Linked DNA regions of Homo sapiens: all the other regions are linked to region 3. A link is a contact called in ENCODE Hi-C data. All regions are on one chromosome and are shown on one strand. Each heading gives the region's core, a stretch centred on a gene start or an enhancer-like site at or near the end of the contact. The rest is flanking DNA. Distances are from core to core; before and after follow the strand shown.

The links. Hi-C counts contacts between places; a loop is a spot of excess contacts on that map. Pooled maps may share reads with other maps.
Region 1: a loop to region 3 is called in a map of naive thymus-derived CD4-positive, alpha-beta T cell, with 27 times the contacts of the local background. The contact joins the promoter of PRPF19 here to the promoter of ZFP91 in region 3. A Hi-C loop is called at or near these places in 1 of 168 maps with a recorded cell type or tissue (naive thymus-derived CD4-positive, alpha-beta T cell), 7 of 37 single-sample maps with no recorded cell type and 16 of 50 pooled maps.
Region 2: a pooled map shows a loop between it and region 3 (6-fold over the local background). The contact joins the enhancer-like site here to the promoter of ZFP91 in region 3. A Hi-C loop is called at or near these places in 2 of 37 single-sample maps with no recorded cell type and 4 of 50 pooled maps.
Region 4: a map of OCI-LY7 shows a loop between it and region 3 (13-fold over the local background). The contact joins the promoter of VPS37C here to the promoter of ZFP91 in region 3. A Hi-C loop is called at or near these places in 1 of 168 maps with a recorded cell type or tissue (OCI-LY7), 3 of 37 single-sample maps with no recorded cell type and 11 of 50 pooled maps.

The regions. Positions count from the first base shown.
Region 1 is chr11:60,903,437-60,909,702 of GRCh38, forward strand. It overlaps PRPF19 (pre-mRNA processing factor 19), which reads right to left and starts at 3,149. Exons shown (of 16, transcript NM_014502.5): 1 at 2,928-3,149; 2 at 276-425; 3 at 23-99. The coding sequence starts at 2,946. PRPF19-DT (PRPF19 divergent transcript) reads left to right here and starts at 3,343. Exons shown (of 2, transcript NR_186697.1): 1 at 3,343-3,407; 2 at 5,991-6,266. RefSeq lists a silencer at 2,742-2,841 and enhancers at 2,781-3,368, 3,482-3,601.
Region 2 is chr11:60,772,630-60,778,895 of GRCh38, forward strand. It overlaps MS4A15 (membrane spanning 4-domains A15), which reads left to right. Exons shown (of 7, transcript NM_001098835.2): 5 at 763-855; 6 at 1,208-1,321; 7 at 2,976-4,104. The coding sequence ends at 3,086. Among named protein-coding and RNA genes, the nearest start is that of MS4A10, 9.6 kb to the right of the region's middle. RefSeq lists enhancers at 1,811-2,442, 2,443-3,072, 3,073-3,702 and a silencer at 2,809-2,928. Within about 2 kb of position 2,927, at least 2 of the 41 ENCODE cell types and tissues checked have a DNase peak (open chromatin) inside an H3K27ac peak, as active enhancers do.
Region 3 is chr11:58,576,119-58,581,576 of GRCh38, forward strand. ZFP91 (ZFP91 zinc finger protein, atypical E3 ubiquitin ligase) reads left to right here and starts at 2,945. Exons shown (of 11, transcript NM_053023.5): 1 at 2,945-3,504. The coding sequence starts at 3,164. It overlaps ZFP91-CNTF (ZFP91-CNTF readthrough (NMD candidate)), which reads left to right and starts at 2,996. Exons shown (of 13, transcript NR_024091.1): 1 at 2,996-3,504. It also overlaps a transcript of LPXN not described here. RefSeq lists enhancers at 1,699-1,778, 1,799-2,318, 1,937-2,629, 2,349-2,578, 3,323-4,014 and 1 more and a silencer at 2,999-3,418.
Region 4 is chr11:61,157,911-61,164,232 of GRCh38, forward strand. VPS37C (VPS37C subunit of ESCRT-I) reads right to left here and starts at 3,516. Exons shown (of 5, transcript NM_017966.5): 1 at 3,481-3,516. RefSeq lists enhancers at 2,979-3,572, 3,573-4,165, 3,906-3,955, 3,966-4,105 and a silencer at 3,156-3,915.

The DNA.
Region 1 (6,266 bases), core at 1,899-4,398, 2.3 Mb after region 3:
TGATTCTCTTGCAGGAACTCACCCACTCATCCTGCAAAGCTTTCAGAATGGCCGGGATGCTGGTGGCTGAGGGAGGCTTGGGCCGGATTGGGTGAGCAACTGCCGAAAGGGAAAGCAGGTATGAAGAACATAACCCAGGGGCCTCCCCCGCCATCACATCTTTTCCTTTTAGCCATAAACAGCCCACCATCTCTTCCTCCAGTGCACTGGCACCACCTCCCATCCTCTCAGGCTCTGAGCTAAGATGGCCCTAGACTAAGGCAGCCAATAGGCACCTTTGATGTCGATGAGCTGCTCCTCGGAGAGAGGCTGGTTGTTGATGGGGTCGGTACCATTCTCCGCAATGTACTTCTCGATGAGCCGCCGCTCATAAACATGATTAGAGACAGGGGATACACATGGGTGCTCCGGCACTTCGTTAGAGACTGTAGAGAAAAGGCTGGTAGTGAGCTTGGAGTGAAGGCAATCTTGGGCCTAGAGGATTCCTCATCTGCTATTAGCCCCAACAAGACTAGGCATCCTCACACTCAACTAGCAGAAAGCAAGACATTTGACCCTAAGCCAGTTCTGTACTGGCCCCAGAATGCTTTCCAGCTATGGAACTACCTTTTCCTTTAGTCTCCTGACTGAGGAGATAGTCTCCTGACTATCTGACAATCATATAGTCAACAAATAATTATTAACAACTACTATGTGCCAAGCACCTAGAGAATAGCAGTCCATTATCACCACCTCATATCTGAACAATGATTGTGTACTCTATGAATACAGTTTACTCCATGACATGGAGATACACATGAAGCCATTCAAATCCCTGCCATCCATCTTAGTCTATAGCTCCAGACAGATTATCAAAGAAATTATAAAGTCTGAGAATACAGGAATAACAAACTCAGTTTCTCCTATTCTCTGACAAAACAAAATACTTCTGTGACCTCAGATGTGACCATCTGGGTGTCCTCCAATTCAATTCTGACACCAGGTACCTGGAGATAGTGTCAGATCATACAGGTTGAGGTCTCAGTCCCACCAGACTCCCCGCCCCTTCAGATGCCAATCGCAAGCCCCAGGTTGTTTGACCTGTTCTTCTGATCTACCAGCTGTAAATCAGGGTTCCCATGACCTCCTTTTTGGGTTCAATTAATTTGCAACAGTGACTCAAACAATTGTGGGAAACACTTATGTTTACCAGTTTATTGTAAAGGATATTACAAAGGATACAGATGAAGAGGAGCATAGGATGAGGTATGGGAGAAGTACAGAGCTTCCCATGCCTTCCCTGGGCACCCCACCCTCCAGGAACCCCCACATGTTCTGCTATACAGAAGCTCTTTGAATCCTGTCCTTTTGTATTTTTATGAAAACTTCATTACAAAGGCATGATTCAATAAATCACTGGTCACTAGTGACGACTTCAGTTCCTCTCATTTCCCCAGGTAAATGGGGGGTAGGACTGAAAATCCCAACCTTCTAATACCCTTTAGTCTTCCTAGGTGACCAGTCCCCATCCTGAAGCTATTGAGTCTACCAGCTACCAGTCAACTGATTAGCGTACAGACACTTATCACCTGGAAGATTCCAAGGAGCAAAGTGGCAATCGCTACAATAAAAATATTTAAAAATATTTACATGGCACATTTGCATGGCACATTTCTATGTGCCAAGCACAATTCTAGGCATACAGTACAGTAATTCATCTTCACAACAACCCGCAATAGAGGTATCATTTACACTCTTGCCTGCGTAGACTGTGCACCCCTTGAGGATAAGGATTACAGCTGGTCTCTCACTTCCAGTACAATGCAGATGCCCCCAGGGCACTCGGTAAACATCTAACAAATGAGTGAACCATGCCAGGAAGGATGGTGCTGGGGAACGTAAAAGAGAGCTTCCCGAAGATTGGAAGGAAACAATAAATGTGAAGGTACTTTGCGAGCTGTAATTTCTTCAAAGTGAGGGATTCCTTTTCCATCATTTCCCTTCCTTCTTCCCCCTCTTTGGATCAATGTACAGGTTCTGAGAAGAGAAGGAAGTGAATAGCAAAAGGGAGGGGAAACGAGTAATCTGATGAAACAACGAAAAGGGAAAGGAAAATGTCTGTACGTCATGATAAAATATCAAAGGGAAAGATAGTGGAAGGTATGAAAAAAGCATGGATTCAGGGTCCAAGATCCGTGTCACCTAACTACGTCACCCAGCTCTGCCACTGACTAGCTACGCATCCTTAGATAAGCCCCGCTCTTCCTGCGCCTTGCATCCTCATCTGCAAAACCAGGATCTTTATTTCTCCTTTAGGGAATTCTTGTGAGGATAAAATGAGATCATAGACTTGGAAGCGCGTTGTAAACCAATAAGGGCTTATAAATGTGCGCTGTTTTTATTAGTCATACAGTGTAAGGCTGGGAGCCAGATACCTGGCTGCCAGCCTTGCCTCTACCTCTAACTCATCATGTGACCTTTGCAAATTGCAAAAGCTCCGACTATCCGAGCGAGGCCTCGCAAAACATCCACTGCAATGCTCTCGATTTTGCAGATGGGGAAACCGAGGCCCAGAGCCTTGAGCCAATTCATAAAGCCAATGGGAGGCGGACCCTGGACAAGACCTCGAGTTTTCTGACTCCTACATTAAGGCTGCTTCCCTTGCACCAGCTCTCTCTGTCCAGACCTGTTTCCACTCTGTAGAATGAGGCGACCGGCCTCAGTAATGTCTGCGACAATAAACCTCAGGCACTATGTAAACTGCGGGGCACTGCGCAAATGCACCCCGCTCCGACGGGGGGGGCTCCGGTGCTGACAGGCCGCCGCTCGGCCTCCGGAGCGCCCCATTCCCGCCTCCACCCCGGCCCGGGCGCCGCAGCGGACCGCACACGCTCCCGCGCCGCTCTCTGGCCTCCTGAGACCCGCGCTTGGCCGCAGCCAACACTCACTGGAGCAGATTAGGGACATGGCGCCGTCACCGTGCTCCGAGGCGCCACACGCCGGGCTCCGGGACTAGCTTCTGAGCCTCCGCGAGCCACTTCCGGTCCCCCGCTGCTGCCGGGACTGCTCCGCGGCGAGCTGGGAGCCGCCAGCCGAGCGATGCTAGCGTAGCGCTTCACGTGGGAATGGGGACAGCCGCGCGCCACAGCCTTCAGCACCTAACGGAAATTGCCCTTTCCCAGAATGCAGCCGGGCAGGAAAGGGCCCGCCACGAACACTCGGTTATTTCCGGATTGACTCGGCTCGTTCCGTAAAGCGCCGGAGGATTGGCTGGGGCGTCGGGAGAGAGGAGGCTCGAAACTACATTTCCCATGACGCAGTGAGAATTTAAAACCAAAACAATTGGACAGCACTTGTTTTGACAACTGTGCGGCACTGTGCCACGGGACCCTGGTCTTTGAAACCTTGGCGTGCGCGAGAATTTCCCAGTGAGTTTGTTAAAATGCAGATTCCTCGGGTCTGCGTAGACAGACTGTGCCCCACGCTTTTCTAAGTCAGTTGTTTCTCGGGCTACCCTTTAAGAGACACTGCTGGATGGCCTGGTGAAGAAAATACAGAAACAGATGGGTACAAGAACTAAGAAAACGGCTAAGAAAGTGTTTTGGTCCTGACTACTACCATTTCGCTCTGTGATTTGGGGCAATTCACATTGCCCTTTCTTCTTTGTCAAAAGACAAAATCACAACAAACTTAGTTCAAAGATTTTTTTTTTCTTAAGAGACGGACTCTGGCAATGTTGCCCAGGCTGGAAGGCAGTGGCTATTCACAGGTGCGGTCATAGCAATCATGGCTATCACAGGTGCATCCTGGAACTCCTGGCCTCAAGTGATCCTTCTGCCTCAGCCTCCGGAGTAGCTGGGACTTAAGGTGCGATTCTATAGAATTGGGCAGTGCCTCATACTATAAAATATAATGGTTGTTCCAATGAGCTGAACAGGAGAACTTGGTTTTATAGACAGAAAAGGACTGAGGAAAACAGGAACAGAGAACAAAAAGCGGATTGGTCATTTGGTAATTTCAAAATTACTTTTCTTGTAAAGGTTAAAGTGGAGGGGACTTATCATGCCACCTAAAACTTGCCTGTTTGGGAATTTAGCTCCCCCCTACACACACACACACACACACACACACACACACACACATACACACTCAGAAGGTCGTAAAGATCTTCGTTTCAGCTTATTGGCGTGGAGCTTCAGCAGGACTAACTCTTTTTAGCTTGGTCTGTTAGGCCTAGCAGAAGAGCTCAGTCCAAACCAATGGCCTCCTATAAATTTCTTTATTTTGTATTTTGGATTTTGTATTTTCTATTTCTCTTCCAGCTCAGATAGTGTATGATTCTTTGTGGATATCTGTAAGATAAGATACTCTCAGGAATCATGCAAAAGACGTGGTGTGGACTGTAAGGTATCAAGACAAAAGGGCAGGATGAACAGGATGTGAGTGAGAGGGACTTTGACAGGTGGGCAGTATTCAGAGGAGAAGGAGAACGAAAGGCATTCCGGAAGAAGAAACAACGTAAGCAAAAGCTTGGAGAGAAAAATAAAAGTTACAGGTACAAAAGGCAATATGGCATAGTGGCCAAGAGCATGGACTCTGAAGTCAGACTGTGTGCTCAAATCCTAGCACCACTCAGGTGATTGGCAGTATGAACTTCTCTATGCCTTAGTTTCCTCATCTGTAAAACAGAGGGAGTGATGACAAGGGTAGAACTAACTCACTGAACTCTTATGAAGAGTTAATATGCAAAAGGGCATCTCATCTCTGTCTTGCACCAACAAAGTAACTTCCCACTTGTTCCTTGCTTCCAGCCTGGCCTCCTCCTCCTAATCTACTTTCCACAGAGCAGACAGTGATCCACTTTGAACGAAATATCTATTCATGTTATTCCCCAGGCATTTCATTCATCCAACAAATATTGATTGGGTGCTTCCTATGTGCCAAGCCCTATTGTAAAAACTGGAGATAGAAAAGGTCAACAAGAAAGACACAGTTTCTGCTGTCTTGGAGCTTACACTCTACTGTGGGTGGTGGGAGCACAGAGACAATCAACACTTAAGAAGAAAATTCCAGAGTAGTAAGTGCTATGAATACAACAAATCAGAGCAAGGTAGACAGAGGTGCTGGGGATTGGAGGAACGGCTACTTGAGGCAGGGCACTTAGAGAGTGCATCACTGAGGAGCTGATTTTTTTGCTGAGAACTGAATGAGGGTATGGAGCAAAAAAGTTTCCCCTCTGCCCTCTAAAGATTTGCTGAAATTAACTGACAATCGACAGAATAACAGGAGAAAAGGCATACAAGTGTATTAGTGTGTGAGTGTGCACAGGAGTAATACAAAATATGAGGCTCAAAGAAGGAACAGGTGGCTGATGCTTACTTAAATGGCACCCAGGAAAGACGGAGATGGGGGAAATGTAGGCAATTTTGAGGGCTAGCAAATAATTTTTAGGGAGGGCTAGCAAATAATTTTTAGGGGAAATGAATGAGCCCCAAGAACAAACAATGCCTTGGGACAAAGTTCTTATGAGCTCTGGAGGAGGTGGCAACAAATTGTGGGAAGGTGAGGGGCAGAACTCCATTGTGAACAAAGGTTGTCTTATTATGCACATAAGGTCTCTCAGGTAATCTGTTAGAGCTCCCATCAGAAGAATAGATTAAAAGTCTCTCTAGGTGTAGTGGTGAGTTGGTGACTTTTAGTTTTTATTCTTCTCCAGTGGTTAATCTTTCCTGGTTATTTGATGAGTTTCCTGTGGAGGGAGATTTGAGACAATTGCATTTCTTCTGAAAGAAATTTTCTCAGTCAGATAAGGGAACTTCTAGAGAGAGCTTCTCCCTGTACTTAGGGTGGGGGTCAGGGGGCAAGAGAAGGTTAGAAAGTCCTTGGTTCTAAGGCAGCTTCTAAGACCTTCCCATTTCTTTTCATTCAAAAGTGCTCAGCATGCTGTAACCTCAGGACCAATCCAAACTGGGCCTACTCTTTTGATAACAGAATGTCATGTTCTCTTGTAGGTATGACAGAGCCAAAACTCCAAGTCATGTCAGTAGGGCATGCCCAATAGAAAATGCTTTGACATCTAACAACACCCAGAACCAATGATTCCTCCCTGTGGTACCAAGAAGACCTAGACATGATCGGAACCTAAATGCTGGAACTCTTTCAGGAGCAAAGGGTCTGTTGACCAGAAAGATCCAGGGGTAAAATCCACCTCAACATACCCGTGTAGTCAAATTTGACACCCTCCAATCAGACCCTGCCAAGCCAAAATTCCTAATACGTTTCCTTGC
Region 2 (6,266 bases), core at 1,677-4,176, 2.2 Mb after region 3:
TTTAAACCTGAAGAGGTCCTAGAGTCCCCAGCCCACCCATGAATGTTTCCCCTTGGGGCAGTTTAACCAGAAGGCTCCAGCTACGGGTCACGAGACCGTCAGGTTCGGGCTGCACGGGGATGGTGACCCCTGGGTGGCTGCCTGGACCACCCCAGGAGTCACTTGCCCTGCACGCTCTTTAGACCCTGGAGTCCTAGGCCTCTCAGCCCACCCAGACTTCAGACCTTCAGCTCCTGCCTCTCCTGTCTCCCCTGCCTGGTGCCCCACCAGTGTCTGCAGTGCCTCACTCCGCCAGCCACTTCCTGGAACCTCATAGAAATGAACTCAACCCCTCTCCCAACCAGGCCTCAGTGTCCACAGCAAAGAGCCTCCCCCAACCCATGCCCCTGAGCAGGCCTCAGCTGCAGCTTCTCCTGCGAGGTGCTGGGCCTGGGGGAGAGGGAGCCACAGTACGGGGTAAGCTGGAGGCTGCAAACTCCACCCAGAAAGGCTGTAAAGGAGGTGGTGCCCTTCTCCCTAGCAGCTTCCAAGAAGACGAGAGAAGGAAAGAGAGACAACAAGACCTCCTCCCGAGGTCCCAGGGGAGGAGAAGAGAAAAGGGGAGCAGTCAATGAGAACACAGCTGTGTGCAGGGTGGTGTGGCCACTGCCTCCTTGGCTGTGGGAGGCAGCGTGCTGGGGGCTGGGCAGCTGAGCCACAGCCCCTGCCTTTTCTCCTTCTCTTTGCCTATTCCCTCTGCTCCTGTCTCTCTGCTCTCTGCAGGTGAGGAGCAGCCTGGGCACCAACATCCTCAGCGTCATGGCGGCCTTTGCTGGGACAGCCATTCTGCTCATGGATTTTGGTGTTACCAACCGGGTGCGTTGTCAGATGGCCCTCGGGGTGGGAAAACTTGGAAAATGATGCAGCCATGTCCAGGAGGGTAGGGAGGTGAGAGTTTGCAGCGCCAGGACGTTGGCAGGGCCTGCCAGTCCCTATAGACCCCATGAATCCATGGATCCTCTGAGCCTTCCCCAAGATAGGCATCAGAAGGAGCAAGGAGGCAGCCTGCAGGGTGAAGGGGAGGGTGCAGGACTGGCGGCAGGGGGACTGGCTCCAGGCACAGCTCTGCTCCCAACTAGCCGCATGACCTTGGGCAAGTGGTTCTCACTCGGGGGACCCCCTTACTCTAGAACTCTGGGCTCACCTTTCTGTGGGTTTTGGTCCCCAGGATGTGGACAGGGGCTATCTGGCCGTGCTTACTATCTTCACTGTCCTGGAGTTCTTCACAGCGGTCATTGCCATGCACTTCGGGTGCCAAGCCATCCATGCCCAGGCCAGTGCAGTGAGTACCCCCACCCCCACCCCCACGTCCACTAAACCTGAGCTGAGCCTGTGTGGAAGGCAGTTGGCTGGGAGCGCGCTCTGCCTCCAGACCCCTCCCTCTGCACTCTGGGAAGCAATAAGAAGAGACAGCGCTAGGAAGGGTGTCCCATCCATGTCAGGGGGCCCAAAGAAGTCTTTGGGCTGGGCATGGTGACTCACACCCATAACCCCAGCACTTTGAAAAATGAGATGGGAGGATCTCTTGAGCCCTGGAGTTTGAGACAAGCCTGGGCAACATAAAAAGATCCTATCGCTACAAAAAAAAATGTATTTTTAATTAGCCATGTGTGATGGTACGTGCCTGTACTCCTAGCTAGTTGGGAGGCTGAGGCAGGAGGATCGCTTGAGCCCAGGAGGTTGAGGCTGCAGTGAGCTATGATCACACCACTGCCCTTCAGCCTGGGTGACAGAGGAAGGCTGTCTCTAAAACCAAAACAAAACCAAAGACGTCTTCGCAGGTCAGTGAAGACAGGACTGCTCTCCCCGTGGCACTGGGTGCACCAGCACCCACAGGGCCACTGCTCTGTGCAGCCCCACAGGCAGCCTTGCAGAATAGAAGGCCCAGGCTCAGGGCATGGGGGCAGTGCTGCACCCAGAGGAGTGAGACTTTTTGGAGTTCCCAGGCCACATGGGAGACAGGGGCATCAGGGAGGGCAGCATGATAGAGATGGAAATTAAGCTTTGATTTCCAAAAAAAATGGAGGACAGTGATGACAGAAAGGGGCTGGAGGGAGTGTTCAAGGCAGGGGAACCAGTTGGAGCAAAGGCTGCCTCGGGCAGGCAAATGCAGGCCACAGGGTGGGGTGCCCTTGGCAGGTGCACGATGGGATGCATTGAGGGTGAGGGGATTGAAGGTCTGAGCAGGGGAGTGAGCTGGTTGAGGGAAATCAGTCAAGAGGATTTGTCCAGTGCCGGAAGGTGGAGAGGGTGGACAAGCGGGGCTCGAGGCCAGGAAGCTGCAAGGAGGCTGGTGCCACGGTGCAGGCAAGAGAGAGCGAAGTCCTGAACCAGGCCAGGGCAGTCGGGAGAGAAAGAACAGCAGAGCCGGACGTGGTGGCTCATGCCTGTAACCCCGGCACTTTGGGAGGCCGAGGCGGGCAGATCATCTGAGGTCAGGAGTTCAAGACCAGCCTGGCCAACATGATGAAACCCCGTCTCTACTAAAAATACAAAAAATTACCTGGGCATGGTGGCAGGCGCCTATAATCCCAGCTACTCGGGAGGCTGAGGCAGGAGAATAGCTTGAACCCAAGAGGCGGAGGTTGCAGTGAGCCGAGATCACGCCATTGCACTCCAGCCTGGGCAACAAGAGCAAAACTCTGTCTCAAAAAAAAAAAGAAAAGAAAAAAAAGAACAGCAGAACGTTAGCGCCTGGAGAAATGGGACTTTTGTCTGTTTTGTTCACTGCTGTACTCCCAATGCCTGGATCATAGCTGGCCCCAGTAAATGTTGTTTGAAATATTGGTTGCACGGAGAGCCCTGAGCATGCGATTCAGACTTGCGGAATTCAGTACCAGGGCGCTGTTCTCAGATTACCCACAAGGGGGCACTATTGAACCACTACCCTGAAGCTCCAGCGTCCTCCAGGACGCTCAGTGCTGTTTTCTTTGCAGCCTGTGATCTTCCTGCCAAACGCCTTCAGCGCAGACTTCAACATCCCCAGCCCGGCAGCCTCTGCGCCCCCTGCCTATGACAATGTGGCATATGCCCAAGGAGTCGTCTGAGTAGCAGATGTGGCACCTGCGGGTGGAGTCCAGCCTTTTCCCTCTGGGCCCAGCCTCTCCCCACCCCCACCTTGTTCATCAGGGGCCAGCCCCATCCCAGCTGCCCTCCCTCACCACATCTACACATACTCCGGCATCTGAGTGAAGTGTCCCCAGGGACATCTCTCCCACACTTTCCCCAGTGCTTTCTTTCTAAAAGACACCGGGCTGACGTCAGGGGTGTGTGTCCTTCAGCTCCCTGAGCCCTGTCACCCTTCCAGGACACCCACCTTGTGCATCTAAGCATTTCTCTGCTCATTGGGGAAATCCTGGCCTCATTGGAGACTCAGGTTCGAGGCCTGCCCTGACCCTCGGGCCTCGGGAAGGTCAGAGAGCCCGGAATCCTCCAGAATGGAAGAGTCTGACTCTGGCATTCCACAGAGGTGCCGATACCAGGCCAAGGCCTCACAGCAGGGTAGTGGCCTGGCCGCAGGTCTCCTGGCCCCAAGATCAGCTCTGTCCTTTGTCATCTGTTGCCACATCCATGGAACTCAGGTTTCCTATTTGGAAACTAGAGTGTTGAACCAGATAAGGTTCATCAGGCCCTTCCAGCTCCCCAGGCTCCCTGAAGTCCTGGGTCTAGGCCAGGCATTGTCCCCCTGCTTCCTGGAAACCCTCATTTTCCTTGTCTGTAATATGAAGTCAGCATTGGCCCCGCCCCCCACCCCCTACCATCTCCCAATGGAGGGGAGGTTGCAGGGGAGAGCTGCCGCCAGCCCACTCCTGAGGCACCACCACAGTCAGCATCGACAGGGGCACAGCAGTGGCAGTTTGGGACCTCCCTGTGCCTCTCAGCACTCCCTTCCCCACCCCCATAGCCCAAGGACAAGGCTACCACAGAAGGTTACCACAGGACCTGGGCTTCGTCTCCAGGGGACAAGGAGACACTGTCAGCCTGGTGTTCACCAGGCCTGGTAGATGAGATGGCTTGTCTCATCCACACCACAGAAGGAAATAAACCATGTGGCTTAAATTTTGAGCTGGTCTTGTTGCAATGACTTTTTCTTTTTAACCTCAGGGGCTTCCAAGGGTCATCCCATGTTTATCAGAGGACCTGGGTAACTATCCCACTGTCACAAAAGGGCACCTCTGGGTGCCTCGCTCTGTGTGGTGTAATCCTTACACTTACTCTGTCCCCATCTCGGTTCAAACAAACATGCCTTCATATCCCCACTCCACAACTAAGGACACTGAAGCTTAAAGGTGTTAAATTATATGCCCAAGGCCACCGAGCTAGTTAGGAGCAAAACTGGGATCCAAACCTAGTTCCATGTGACGTCAGAGTCCGTGTTCTCACCACTTGGTCTCCCCTTAGTACAAACCTAAGTGCTTCCCACCAACCCCTTTTCCTCCTTCCTTCTGTTTCTTCATCCCCAAAACTAAGGCAGGGCTGCATTCCTCAACACACTCACTTCTTCTTCACCCAACAAACTCCCCCTCCTCCTTTAAGGCCCTATTTAAACGTTGCCCCTTCTGTGAAGTCTTCCCAAAGGAAGGGTGGTCCACGTGGTAGCTAAGTGCCGTGACCACAACACTGGAATGAGGGTGGGGCAAGGGAGGTGCCATTCAAGGGGACATTCACTCTCAGGATCATGCCAGTGCAGAGTTGGTGTAAGGGGTACAACAAGCTTTGGCTTTTACAATCAAGAAAGGAGACTCGAGGATTTAGAGCTTTCAGTTTAAGATCATTAAGTATAGAGTTGGAGGAAATGTACTTGAAGATTTAGGACCAGTTTTCTTGCCATATAAAGGAGACTAGAGACATTTCAGAACTGAGGGGAGGAGTTGGGGGAGAGAGAGGGAGAAAAAGAGAGAGGTTAGCCCCAAGCTGGGATTGCTTCCCTCTCTCCTCTGCTGACCAAATCCCTCAGGAAGTGTGTAGGCCAAAAACCACAGGTCCATTAAGAGGAATTAGAGACTACAAGGTCACTAGAGATGTCCCATATTCAGACAGCATGGAGCCACAACATAAAGATGGCTGGGGACTGTGCCTGGTGACACAATAGTCCTGCATTCCCATGTAGTGTATCAGTCCAAGCGTGAGAAAGCTCTCTGTGTTTCCTGAGCTGGCCAGTGGCCAGATGTGCAATGTGGATTACGTGAGACTATAACTTTATAACAAATATGAGCAGCAAATAAGAGTGGGGACAGTGGCCACCACTGAGAGAACAGCAAGGACAAACTATACCTCAGCAGAGGCTAGCAAGGACAGATGAGGGCTAAGGGCTTATGGACTGGAAGTCATTGGAAGTGACTGAGTTATCCTCAATTGGCAAAATTAAGTTTTCTACCACTACTGAGAGTAAATGGGAGGTAGAGATATAATTTCTGTGAAAAAGAACGCTGAGAACTACAAAATGTTACTAAGAGAAATTAACAAAGATCTAAGTCAATGAAATGATATCCTATGTTCATGAACTGAGAAGCTCAAGTTTGTTAAAATGGCATTGATTTTCAAAATTTATCTATAAATTCAATATGATTCCATTCAAAATTTTAGCAGTTTATTTTGGGGAAATTGACAAGTCAATTCTAAAATTCATATGGAAATTCAAAGGATCTTTAAAAATACAAGAAAACTTAAAGACAAAGTTGGAGGATTTAAACAACCTGATTTCAAGATTTACTACTTAGCAATAATTTAGACAGCATAGTTTTAGCCCAAAAATAGACAAAAAGACCAATGGAATAAAATAGAGAGCTCAGAAACAGACCCTCACATACAGTCCTTTGATCTATGGCAAAGACACCCATAATTAAGTGGATAAATGACGTTCTTTTTAATCAATGGTGCTGAAGCAATTAGATATTGGCATAGAAAAAAATGCACCTTAATTCCTACCTCACACCGTACATAAAAATTAATTCAGGATGAGTCACAGATCTAAATTTTATAACAAAGCAAGCTTCTAAGAGAAAACATAGGAAAATATTATTTGGGGATAAGCAAAGATTTACTAAACTAGAAATGCAAAAAACACTAACCACAAAAGACATAAAAACCATAAAAGAAATTGGAGTTTATTAAAAATTAAGAGCTCTGTTTATCAAAAATCACATTGTAAGTGTGAAAATGCAAAACATATACTGGGAGAGAATTTTGAAATGCATCATATCTGACACAGGTCTCATGTGCAGAAC
Region 3 (5,458 bases), core at 1,695-4,194:
GACTTATACTTGCGTTTTTTCCAAGTGTAGGTACCCCACTCTGAGCATCTTTCTTTTTTCTTTTTTTTTTTTCTGTGAAGCTGGGAGACACAGAGGCATAGTCTCCTTCTTAAAATTTGCATCAGAGTTGACCAGCATCCATTTCATTTTGTTGTCTTATTTATTCAGAAATTATGGTTATCTGCTTTCCTGCATGGAACGTAAATCCTTAAAAGTAGGGCAGAAGTGGATTCATGCTTGGATTCTCAGGGCCTGGTTTACTCAGTGGTCCCAAAAGCAAACATCTATAGGGTGGTCACAAAGAAGGAAGCCAGGTTTGACACCAGATGTTAAACTGTGTGCATCTCAATTAAGCATAATCCCTGCCTAGATACACTGCCTTATAGCAATTTCTTTGGAAAGTAACACTGAGGTTAACTCTTCACCTTTTTTACCACTGTGATTTATTCACCTTGAATTAAACATTTACAAAAGGCCTACTATAAAAAAGCAATACGTAAGGAACTATAATTATGGCCCTGTGAAATAGATTTTTTCCCCCTTTTTACCAATGGTGAAATAGGTTCATGTAATAGCAACTTGCTAAGATAATTAATTGGTAGCTTTGCTACTTACTATAATTGCAAAGTCTGGGATCTTTCCTCTACAACACCGTAGCCTTCTTTACTTTTTTTAAGACAAGCTCTCTGTCACCCAGGCTGGCGTGCAAAGGTACTATCATAGTTCAGTGTAACCTCCAACTCGAACTCCTGAACTCAAGCGATTTGCCCTTCTCAGCTTCTGGAGTAGCTGGGACCAGAGGTGCATCCCATCACGCCACCAGGTTAGCTTAAAAGCTTTATTTTTATTTTTTATGTAGAGGGTGGTCTCCCTATGTTGCCCAGGCTGGTCTGGAAGTTCTGGGCTCAAGGGATCCTCCCACTTTGGCATCCAAAAGCGCTGGGATTCCGGGGGTGAGCTACCACATCCAGCCCACAGTGGCTTTTTTTTTTTAGGGAATAATTCATTCTCCATTCCACTGTCTGTACATTTTTTTTTGAAAGGAGATTCCTCCTCTGTATTACTTTGAGCATCCATTGGATGTCAGCACTGTTCCTTCCAAAAGTCTGCTCACTACAAACTCAATCTTAAAAAATTTCCATTGACACTATGCCAATCGATTATTACAACTGAAAATGACATTAGCCCTATGAAAATGGAAAATACTCAGTAGAGAATATAAAACATTTGTCTAATATGAAGTGGTATCTGAGTCAAAGTACTGGAAGGAAAAATGTACTTCAGCACTTGTCTACAGTTTAACTGAATGATTAATGTGAAATTTAAAATTGGATCCCCAGATCTTGTTTCCAGCTTCTTTCTTTTGGGACTTTTAGCCCTGGATGCCTTATTTTCCAGGGGTAAAGGATGTTCTTGCAAATCGTTCCTTGATTGTAATGGATGAAAAGAAAAAAGAAATGGGAGAGGCCCACTGCATCACCAACTGCAACGGAAATTCCCTTTGATGAATCAGGAAGACAAATTAATGTCATACGCTAGCGTGCAGAAAAGTAACCTCTGATAAAGTTGCTATTGTATAAACCGCAGAAGCAGATGGCTTCCGGCCGCAGAGCTTAAGAGACCCTTCAGCTTCTCGGTGTAGGTCACCAGTCATGTCACGCTCACAACCCTTTCGCCTCCCTCTAGGTCAGGCACCGCATCCAAGTTAAGCAACCGACGCCGGCTCCTTGGTGTCCCAACAAGGTCTAGTAGAAAAGCAACTTTATAATTCGTTTCACAGATTTGATTAAGAGCCAACTGAGTAGTGGGCCTTGTGCTAGGGCTCCGAGGGCCCAAGGACCCCATGGAACCAGATTTAGTCGCTGACCTCTAGGAGCTCACAGGTGAGTGACTCACACACCGGAAGACGAGATCAATAATGTAGACATGAACGCTGGCTAGCCAGTCCCAGAGGAGGTGTCATCTGACCAAACCAAGGCAAGTCTGGGCAGTTACGCAGACACCCCGAGAAAGGTACGCCAACGCCCAGATAAAAAGTAAGAAAAAGTAGGAAAAACCCTCCCATCAGACCAGCAATTGGCTCGACGCTTGAGCCCGGATGTACGGCACGCGTCGCGACCTAACCCGGAAACACTGCCTCCCGAAAAAAAGGTAAACTCTAGACTGCGGAAAGTAAACTACCTTTCCCGTCGTGACTCAGTTAGAACCTCCCGGCATCCTCTCCACCTCTGGTTTCCCATCTATTTTTCCTAAAGCCTAGGCGAAATAAGACTTCATCTCCCAGAATGCCCTTGGTTAAGTTAACGGTGCGCATGCGCCAAGAGGCGGGCCCTCGTTGCCCCCACAACCCCGCCTCCGTTTTGCCGCCGCCATTTTTTCAGAGACTTTCATCCGGCAACCGACGGGGCTTTTTTTCTTAAAGGAGAAGCGACAGCTCAAAATACTACCCCCTTCTCCGCGCAAGATCTGGCGGCGCTGGGGACAGAAAGGCCAAAGACAGGAAAGTGGGGTAGGGTGGAGGCGGAAGAACGCCCAGGCTACTTCTGCGGCCTAAAGAAGAATAGAAAGAGCCCTTGTGGTATCAGTGGCTCCTCAGGGAGGCAGGTGCGCGCGCAGCCAGTCTAGGGTTTGCGTGAGGCGGGGAAAGAGGTGCGATTTCTTCTCACCCGCCTCCCTCGCGAGACCTGCCCCTCGCACTGCCCCTAGCGCGCGTTGAAGTCTGGAGGGGGGAAAAAGGTCACTTTGGGATTGTCGCGAGACACAGCCGTTTAACGGTGAGAACGGGTGCGCGGGGAAGGAAACCTCGCGCGCTCCCCTTTTAGCCGTTTCCTGATTGGCTGAAGGAAGGGGTGGGGGAGGGAACCTGGGGCGCCGCTGCGTGTAAGACTGCGAGGGGCGGGGTGAGGAGGCTTGTCCTCTTTTCCGATTGGCCCGCTGAGCGTCTGTGGCGCGCGCGCGCGCGCCGCCAGCGGTAGCGGACCTTGAGTGGCAGGGGGTGGGGGGGGCGCCCTCGGAGCCGGGCGGAGGGGAGGGGGGAAAGAGGAGCGCAGGGTGAGAGTGAGCCGCAGGCTTCGGGAGGCGAGGGGGCGGGGGGAGCAGCGCCGAGGCCGCCGCCTCCGCCTCCGCCGCCTAGGACTAGGGGGTGGGGGACGGACAAGCCCCGATGCCGGGGGAGACGGAAGAGCCGAGACCCCCGGAGCAGCAGGACCAGGAAGGGGGAGAGGCGGCCAAGGCGGCTCCGGAGGAGCCCCAACAACGGCCCCCTGAGGCGGTCGCGGCGGCGCCTGCAGGGACCACTAGCAGCCGCGTGCTGAGGGGAGGTCGGGACCGAGGCCGGGCCGCTGCGGCCGCCGCCGCCGCAGCTGTGTCCCGCCGGAGGAAGGCCGAGTATCCCCGCCGGCGGAGGAGCAGCCCCAGCGCCAGGCCTCCCGACGTCCCCGGGCAGCAGCCCCAGGCCGCGAAGTCCCCGTCTCCAGTTCAGGGCAAGAAGAGTCCGCGACTCCTGTGAGTAACAGTCTTTCAGGCGGTGGGAAAGACCCCCCTCTGTCCGTACGCAACCCTCTCGGCTCCCGTAGCGCCTACTCCACGTGACATCCTGCCTGGTCTGCCCCCTGCCGGCTCCGCACGCCAGATGTCACACCGTTTCCCCGGGAGCCTTCGTGCCTCCTCTCTGCGCCACCCTCATCTCGCTCCTGTACCTTCGCTTGTCGGGCCGTTTCCCCACTCCCCGAAATCATCTTTTGATACACCCCTGCACTCGCTAGTGATCCACCTCCTCCCTGACACCCGCAGGCTCATCCCTCTTTCTGGCATCCGCACCCCCTTTGTCACCCTATCCCTTTCCTTTAGGCGGCTCTCCAGTATTACATCACATGCCCTTTAGGGAATACACAGCCCGATCATAGCCTTCAAAAATGATTCCCCCCCGCCTTCGCGTTAGCTCAAGAGCCAGATGTACTAGTGTGTTTATGTAGCTTTTTTTTTTTTTCACTTTTCTAAATTTTTCGCAACCCTTCTCATTCTTTTGAGAAATTTGCCACTTATTATGGTCAGGTTAAAAGCCCACTGCTACGATTTTAAGTATGGAGTCTTTCATATAAAATTATATGAGCATTCTTTAATGTTTGTTTTTACTAAGTAGCATATGTTTTATCTTTGTGTTTCGTGTTTTTAAATGTAGGAACTTCATCCTTGAAATTAGAATCATCTGAGAGGAATTCCTTTATTACCTAGACGTAATAGAGGAAACATGAACAGGTGGCCAGGAGCATTGTCTTAAATTGTTCGTTAAAATAATACTCATGTTAAGAATACTGAAGCACACAAGTTTGTAAATTCTAGAAATTAATCACATTGACTATTCAATTCATGACTGAAAACATCATTAGTGACCTTTGATTTTTGAGTGAAAACAGATTAGTAAAAACAGAGAAAATTGAAGTGAGGGGGAGTCAGTTTTAAGTGTTCCCTTTCTTCCAGTAGAGATAGTGGCAAGGTTTGACTTACACCAGACCTAATAGATTTAAAACTTGAAACAGACTTGGTCCAAAATTAAGAGTTAAGCCTGTGTCTTGGCATGCTTGCCTTAGAAGCCTCTCAGAAAGAGAAATAAAATTCAGAGGTAATCATATTGTGGTATTAGATATGCTTTCAAATTTTTGAATGTCAGCTAAGTTAACATAATTTAGAGAATTTGTTGTAAGAACTGCAGTTCTGTCGACAGCAAAAATCTGTACTTACAGATTCAGCTGCAATTAGACTTCTAATTGCTGTAGATGCATTTCATCTTACAAAAATTTTATAGTTCTATATTGTTTAATCTCATGAATTTGAAAAGATACATGTATATCATTGACCTCATTTGGATATGAATTCCGTGAGCAAATTCCTTAACCTACCCATGCCTTAGTTTCCTTACCTATAGAGGATAATCTCTGCAACGTGAGTTTGTGAGAATTAAATACAGTGTGTAAAGTGCTAGACACAATGCCTGTTGTAAATACTAAGTACAAGTTGCGTTTTTCAGTAATGGTGGGATGGTAGATCCTTGAGTGGTTTGTAGTGAGGTTTTTCATATAAATTATGCAAAATATGATTTTTTCACTCTTTAATATTACTATTCGTAGAGAGGGTAATACTTAAAATATTTTTAAAATTTCCTTTTATTCTCACCTACCCCTTGAAAATTAAATATACCTATATCTCAAGATAAGATAATTATGTCTAAAATGGTACCTGCTGTTTAATTTCTTTTTTTGGAGATGGAGTTTTTGCTCTGTTGCCCAGGCTGGAGCAGTGCCACGATGATCTCTGCACACTGCAACCTCCGCCTCCTGGCTTCAAGCAATTCTCCTGCCTCGTCATCCCAAGCAGCTGGCATTACAGGCGCCCGCCACCAATCCCAGCTAATTTTTGTAATTTTAGTAGAGGTGAGGTTTCACCATATTGGCCGGGTTGG
Region 4 (6,322 bases), core at 2,266-4,765, 2.6 Mb after region 3:
GGCTGCTTAAAAGGGCCTGGCATCTCTCTTGCTCCCTCTGTGGCTGTGTGACACACCTGTTCCCCTTTCACCTTCTGAGACGAGTAAAAGCTTCCTGAGTCCTCACCAGAAGCAGATGCTGGTACTATGCTTCTTGTACAGCCTGTAGAACCGTGAGCCAAATGAATCTCTTTTCTTTATAAATTATCCAGCTTCAGGTATTCCTTTATAGCAATGCAAAACAGACTAATGCAATACAATAAAGAAGGTCAATTCATACACGGAATATAATACTCATAAAGGTTTATGCAATTAACAGCAGAGCTTCAAAACATGTGAAACACAAATTGATAAAACTACAAGGGGAAATGGACGAATCCACAATTACAATCAGAAGTGTCAATGTCCCTCTCTCAATAACTGAAAGAACGGAAGACCAAAAATCAGTAAGGACACAGAAGACTTGAACATTACAAGCCAACCTGCCTGAATTGAAAGTTATAGAACACTTGACCCGGCAATAGCAGAAGATGCAATCTTCTCAAGTGCTCACAGAACATTTACCAAGACAGACCACAGAAGAAGTCTCAGCAAATTTAATAGAGAAGTATGTTCTCTATTTAAAAGAAAATAAATTAGAAATCAGTGTTTACCAGATAGGAGAATAAAGTAATCCTATAATGCTGACTTTATCCGTGACTAGTTGTAATCCTGCTTGAGGTGGGACCAGATAAATCAGCGGAACTAAAAATACTAACAGGTCTTCAAAGGTAGGGCCTACCTGCCTGAGCTATCTGTTTGAGGTTCACTGGGGAGACTCTCTCTCCTCTCCAGCCCATCCTAAGCCCCAGGGGTCCTACTTGTCAGCCCCAGCTAAATCAAGACAAACCTGTTTGATATTTGCTTAAGTCTTTCACATAAACCAGTAAAGGAAGATAAAGAGGTGAGATATGAATTGGAAGGAGCACCTACTAAGTAAACATGCCTTTACAGCTAGCAAAACCTCAGACAGTGCTGCCATTAGACACCTCTCTGTCATTCGGTAAGCACCTGGGAACAGACCAAAACCTTGTGGAAACGCCACATCCTTCAAGGACACTTCTAACAGAATTTCCACACAACAGAGATCCAGCTGGATTAAAAGAGCTAAATCCATTAAATCAGGTCTTGAGTGATCTAATTTTGTCAGCCTGGAAAACCCCTACTATTACTGGCCAAGAGTGTCCAGAAATGATTCATATGGCTAGTTAACCCAAAGGCTTTTTAAGGGCAAATTAACAAATTTCAAAGCAATAAACAAAAAGAAAACAAGAATCCTCAGGAATAATGTCACTTCCAAGCTACCAGTGGCCCAGCAAATCTACAAAGTTCTTAAAGGCAGTGTTTCCCAAACTTGCCTTACCGTAAGAATCACCCAGTGCATTTGTTAATAGATTTCTGGGCCCTCCTCCAGACAATAGCCCAAGAATCTCTAGAGGTGGAGCTCTGTATTTTTAACAAGCATCAGAAATTATTCTTAAGGTCCAGCACCTTTGGGAAACTAAACGGTCTGAGAGGCAGTATCACAGAGTTAAAAGCACATTAACTTCGAAATAAGACTGATGGGTTACAAATCTCACTTGTGGCCAGACGCAGTGGCTCACACCTGTAATCCTAGCACTTTGGGAGGCCAAAGCGGGTGGATCACCTGAGCTCAGGAGTTCGAGACCAGCCTGGCCAACATGGTGAAACCCCGTCTCTACTAAAAAATACAAAAATTGCTTGCAGTGAGCCGAGATCCCGCCACTGCACTCCAGCCTGGGCGACAGAGCGAGACTCCGTCTCAAAAAAAAATAAATAAATAAATAAATAAAAAATACAAAAATTAGCCGGGCGTGGTGGTGGGCACCTATAATCCCAGCTACTTGGGAGGCTGAGGCAGGAGAATCGCTTGAACCAGGGGGCGGAGGTTGCAGTGAGCTGAGATCACACCACTTCACTCCAGCCTGGGCGACAGATCAAGACTCCGTCTCAAAAAAAAAAAAAAAAAAAAAAAAAAATCCAAACTTGGCCACTTACTGGCTGTGTGACACTAGCCAGGTTATCTAACATCTCCGCAACTCACTTCATCTGTAAAACGGGATCATCACCTATTTGGACATGTTCGCAAAATTCGGTATGTTCAGAAAGCCCTAGAACAGTGCCCAGCATATGAAGCCAAGCAACAAATCACAGCTATTGCTACCTGCAAAACAGCGGCCAGAAACTGCTCAGAAAGTCTACAATGAAAATGTTCTACTTAATGGAAATTACAAAGGCACGGAACCACATTTCCAAGATAATCTAGGTAAAAGGCTTTTCTGGGCACTATGACCGCAAAGAACAAAGACTCAGTTTAGCGTCCAGTATTTTCATTGCAACAGTCCCCGATCCCACCCGGAACTACAGAGTTCAGGTGTCTGCAGGGTTGCAGCTTTGGACAACAAAGTAAGAGTCTTTCTTTCCCCAGTTCCTCGGTCACCACCACCTCCAGCTCTAAGGCCAAAAGTCACAGAACTGAGAGTCTGGTGGCAGCATCTTGGTGCATTAGTAGGAAATGGGACTCCTGGAGCCAATAAAGAGGGTGGAAAAGGCCTTAGGCAGCAAGAGAACTGAGGTACCGCTGGAGCGAAGGGAAATGAGTGGGAAGTTTCTGGAGCTGAAGACTGACATTCCCAGGGTAAGTGAGCCCAGACAAGGTGTAGCTGGGAAAGCACTGCCTCAGCTCAGCGACTAAAACCCCAGGTTGTAGAGTCCACTCTGCCAGTAACTCACAAAACACCTCCAGTTAACTCCTTCTCCCATCCGTAAAGTGGGAAATCGCCTCATCGGCTGAGGAGGAAATGAAGAGGAACCAGGCATATAATGGGTATGTATACATCAGTGCCCTTTGCGCCCAGAGGGTCCCGGGGTAAGAAATGTTCAGTGATGCTGGGAGGTCCAAGTCTGAGTCCTGAACAAAGCCAAAGCTGAAACTCCCATCTCTCAATGCCCTGGAGAAAGGGCACAAGCCAGTAAGTCACAGAGCAAAGTCCCTCCAACCTCCCCTCTGCCACTCGTCTCCCGCGTGCCCTCTGGCAAGTCGGACCCTACTCTTAGGCCTCAGCTTCCCCATCTATACAATGGGCTAATTGGCTCTAATGTCATCAGAATTGTGACCGCAAGATGCTCACATATGGGACGAGGGCCTGCAGAGACGCAGAAAGGAGGGTGGCGGTGAGTGGTGGGGCGGAACTGGAGGTGCGACCCGCCGGGGAGCCGGGGCGGCGCCTCGCGCTCTCCCTCCCTCCCTCCCACCGCGAGGGGCAGGGGCGCCGGCCCCCGGCGAGAGTCACGCGCCCCTCGTGCCCAATCACCGGCCTCTGCCAGGATGAGGCGGGCAGGCGGGGGCGCTCCGGGAGCCACGGCCGGCGCCGCCCCCACCGTCGTCCTCTGCCCCGCCCGCCTGCGGCAGAGCCGGGACCCTCCCCAGTCTCCGCTCACCTGCCAGGGCCGCCGTCGCCGCCGCCACCGCGGGTTAAACCGCAGCCGCGCCCACACTTCCGGGGTCCGCCAGGCCCGCCCCCTACCGGATGTGACCCCCTTGCAACGTCCGGCGCCCCAGTGGCGCGCGTGCTCGCCCCGCGACCCCGTTGGCCGCCCCGCCTCGCGCGCCTCTGAGTTACCACGACATCGTGCCACACACACACGCTCGCGGCCGCCCGGGCCACAACCACGGGAGCGCCCACGAGACCCCTCCAGCGCTCGCCGCACGCCTCGGCCCCGCCCCCGGTAAGAGGCCCCGCCCACTGGGCGGAGACCAGGCCGCTCTGGGCTAGTGCGCCGGCGCGGACGTCCGCCGCCTTCCGAGTGGCCAGCGAGGACTCGCTCTGTACACAGCTCGATCTTGGGAGGCTTCTCAGAGGGACCCAAAAGGAGGGGGAAGCAGATGGAAGCCCAGAACCTAGGAGGAGCCCCAGATGGGCTGAGCTCAGACTGAGGAGCCCCAAGGCCACCACACACTCATTTCCATTTACTAGTTAATCTCTTTCCCCCACCCATTCATTCTACAGAATTACCAGTATTCCCCATCTCCTCCCTTCCCCCCTGGAAACAGGAGAGTCCAGCATAATAAGGAAGCCCCCTCTGCTCTAACCCTTAAAAAAAGGAATCTGAAGTGACCTGATGTTAACTAATCAGGTGTTTTTTTTTTTTTTTCTATTCTGTTCCCTTTCCCACCTATGAAACCCACTGCTCTGCTATTTCCCAGGGGAATTTGAGACCAAATAAGTCTATTTACAATGGTAACTGATGTCAATGTCTAAAGTTTCCAACCTCTCAAAATCAAGAGGTTGACCAAAAGGGGAGAAGTGTCCAGTTTAGCCTAAAGTTGTCTCCTGGCGTATCTTAAGTTTGTCCTAAAGGTTTCTCCGTACATAGTGAACTGGATCCTACTCATACCAATCACAGAGTTTCAGCCAATCACAGGCAGCCACCTGTTCAAACCTTGTTCCAATAAGGCAAATGTCAATCTGTCATTGGTAGGGAACCAAACTGGATCCCTTTGCCCTCAGAAAGCCAAACACCGAAGTATCAGGTTTTTGTAGAGGGAAAGATTTGTTGCAAGTCAACTGGGAAGGAGACATGCTCAAATCTGTCTCCCCAAGCCAGGGGCTGTGACAGGTGTTATAGGCAGAGGGTAATGAGCAGTGATCTGATTGAATCTTGCAATAAGCAATGATCTGACTGGATCTTGCCATGGGATGATGCCATGGCTCAATCTGATTAGATCATGGCTTATACCATGTATCTACTTCTTAATTCTGTTCCGGTTCTTTGGTCTGAGCATTTAGGTTGCGCCTGTGGTTGCATGCTTGGTTCTTCTGGGCACGCTCAGGTTACATAACTTGCAACCTGGGATCATGGCAACTGAAAAAACAACTCACCACTTTATTACACAAAGTTGAACCAGATGGGGCTGGTTCTGCGCTTACATAACTGGTCCAACTGTTTCTGTACCTCGCTTCTGTTTTCTGGACATCTATTTCCTTTTTCTTTTCTTATTTTTAAATTTTAATGATTATTTTTTAATAGAAATGGAGATTCGCTATGTTGCCCAGGCTGGTCTGGAACTCCTGGACTCAAGCAATCCTCCAGCCTCGGCTTCCCAAAGTGTTGGAATTACAGGCATGAGCCACCACGCCCAACCTGCTTTCCGTTTTCTATCCCTAAATGTTATCCAACCACCTGGCAGCCTCAGAGTCACTCTGAACCTATTCTGGTTCTGGGGGCTGACTGATTCACAAATCATTATTTGCTCAATTAAACTCTGTCAAACTGAATTTGTCAAAACTCCTTCTTATAACAGAAGGGGTCCATGAAGAAGGTCAGCTGCTGACCCTTCTGAGACACTGGTGACTCCTTTGAGCGGGGGCATGTTGGTTTTGCAAACATTTCACTTGGTACAGAATGTCAGAGTGACTCCCATTGACAGCACCTGTTTGAAAGCTAGGTTGAAATTGTTTCTGAGGGTTAGGGAGGGCCAGGGCAGATGACCTTAATTTTTTGTCATAAGCCTTTTTGTGCTATGTGATTTTTTTTTTTTTTTGAGACGGAGTTTCTCTCTTGTTGCCCAGGCTGGAGTGCAATGGTGTGATCTCTGCTCACTGCAACCTCCGCCTCCTGGGTTCAGGTGATTGTCCTGCCTGAGCGTCCCAAGTAGCTGGGATTACAGGCGCCTACCACCACACCCGGCTAGTCTTTGTATTTTTAGTAGAGACAGGGTTTCACCATGTTGCCAGGCTGATCTCGAACTCCTGACCTCAGGTGATCCACCCACCTCGGCCTCCCAAAGTGCTGAGATTACAGGCGTGAGCCACCACGCCCAGCTGCTATGTGATTTTTAACTCTGCATGTGTTTCATTTCTGAAGGAAAATAATTAGGAAACACTATTGATGGATTAGCTTGAGTTTATATCCAGCAATCTCTTCACTGATTAGTACCATGTTGGAAGGTGGGACATGGACATGATGGCTGGAGCAAGTGTAGTCATCTTGAACCATGAGGCGACCATAGGAATAGAGGCCACACTAGTGGCACAACAAAATAGAAGGAACCTGAGCCCTGATTCCGTAAAGGACCATGACACCACTGGACGGCTGCCTCTGGGCTCTGTGTGAGAGGGAAATAAACCACCTCGTGTCACTGTTGTTTTGGATTTTCTGTCACTTGTGCCCTTTAAGTCTTAGACTCTACTTCTGGAAAGCCCCTATATCCTAAGACTGGGTAACTTCCCCCCTTGTATGTTATTCAAACACCCCACCCTTCAGCCCTTTCTTAGCATTC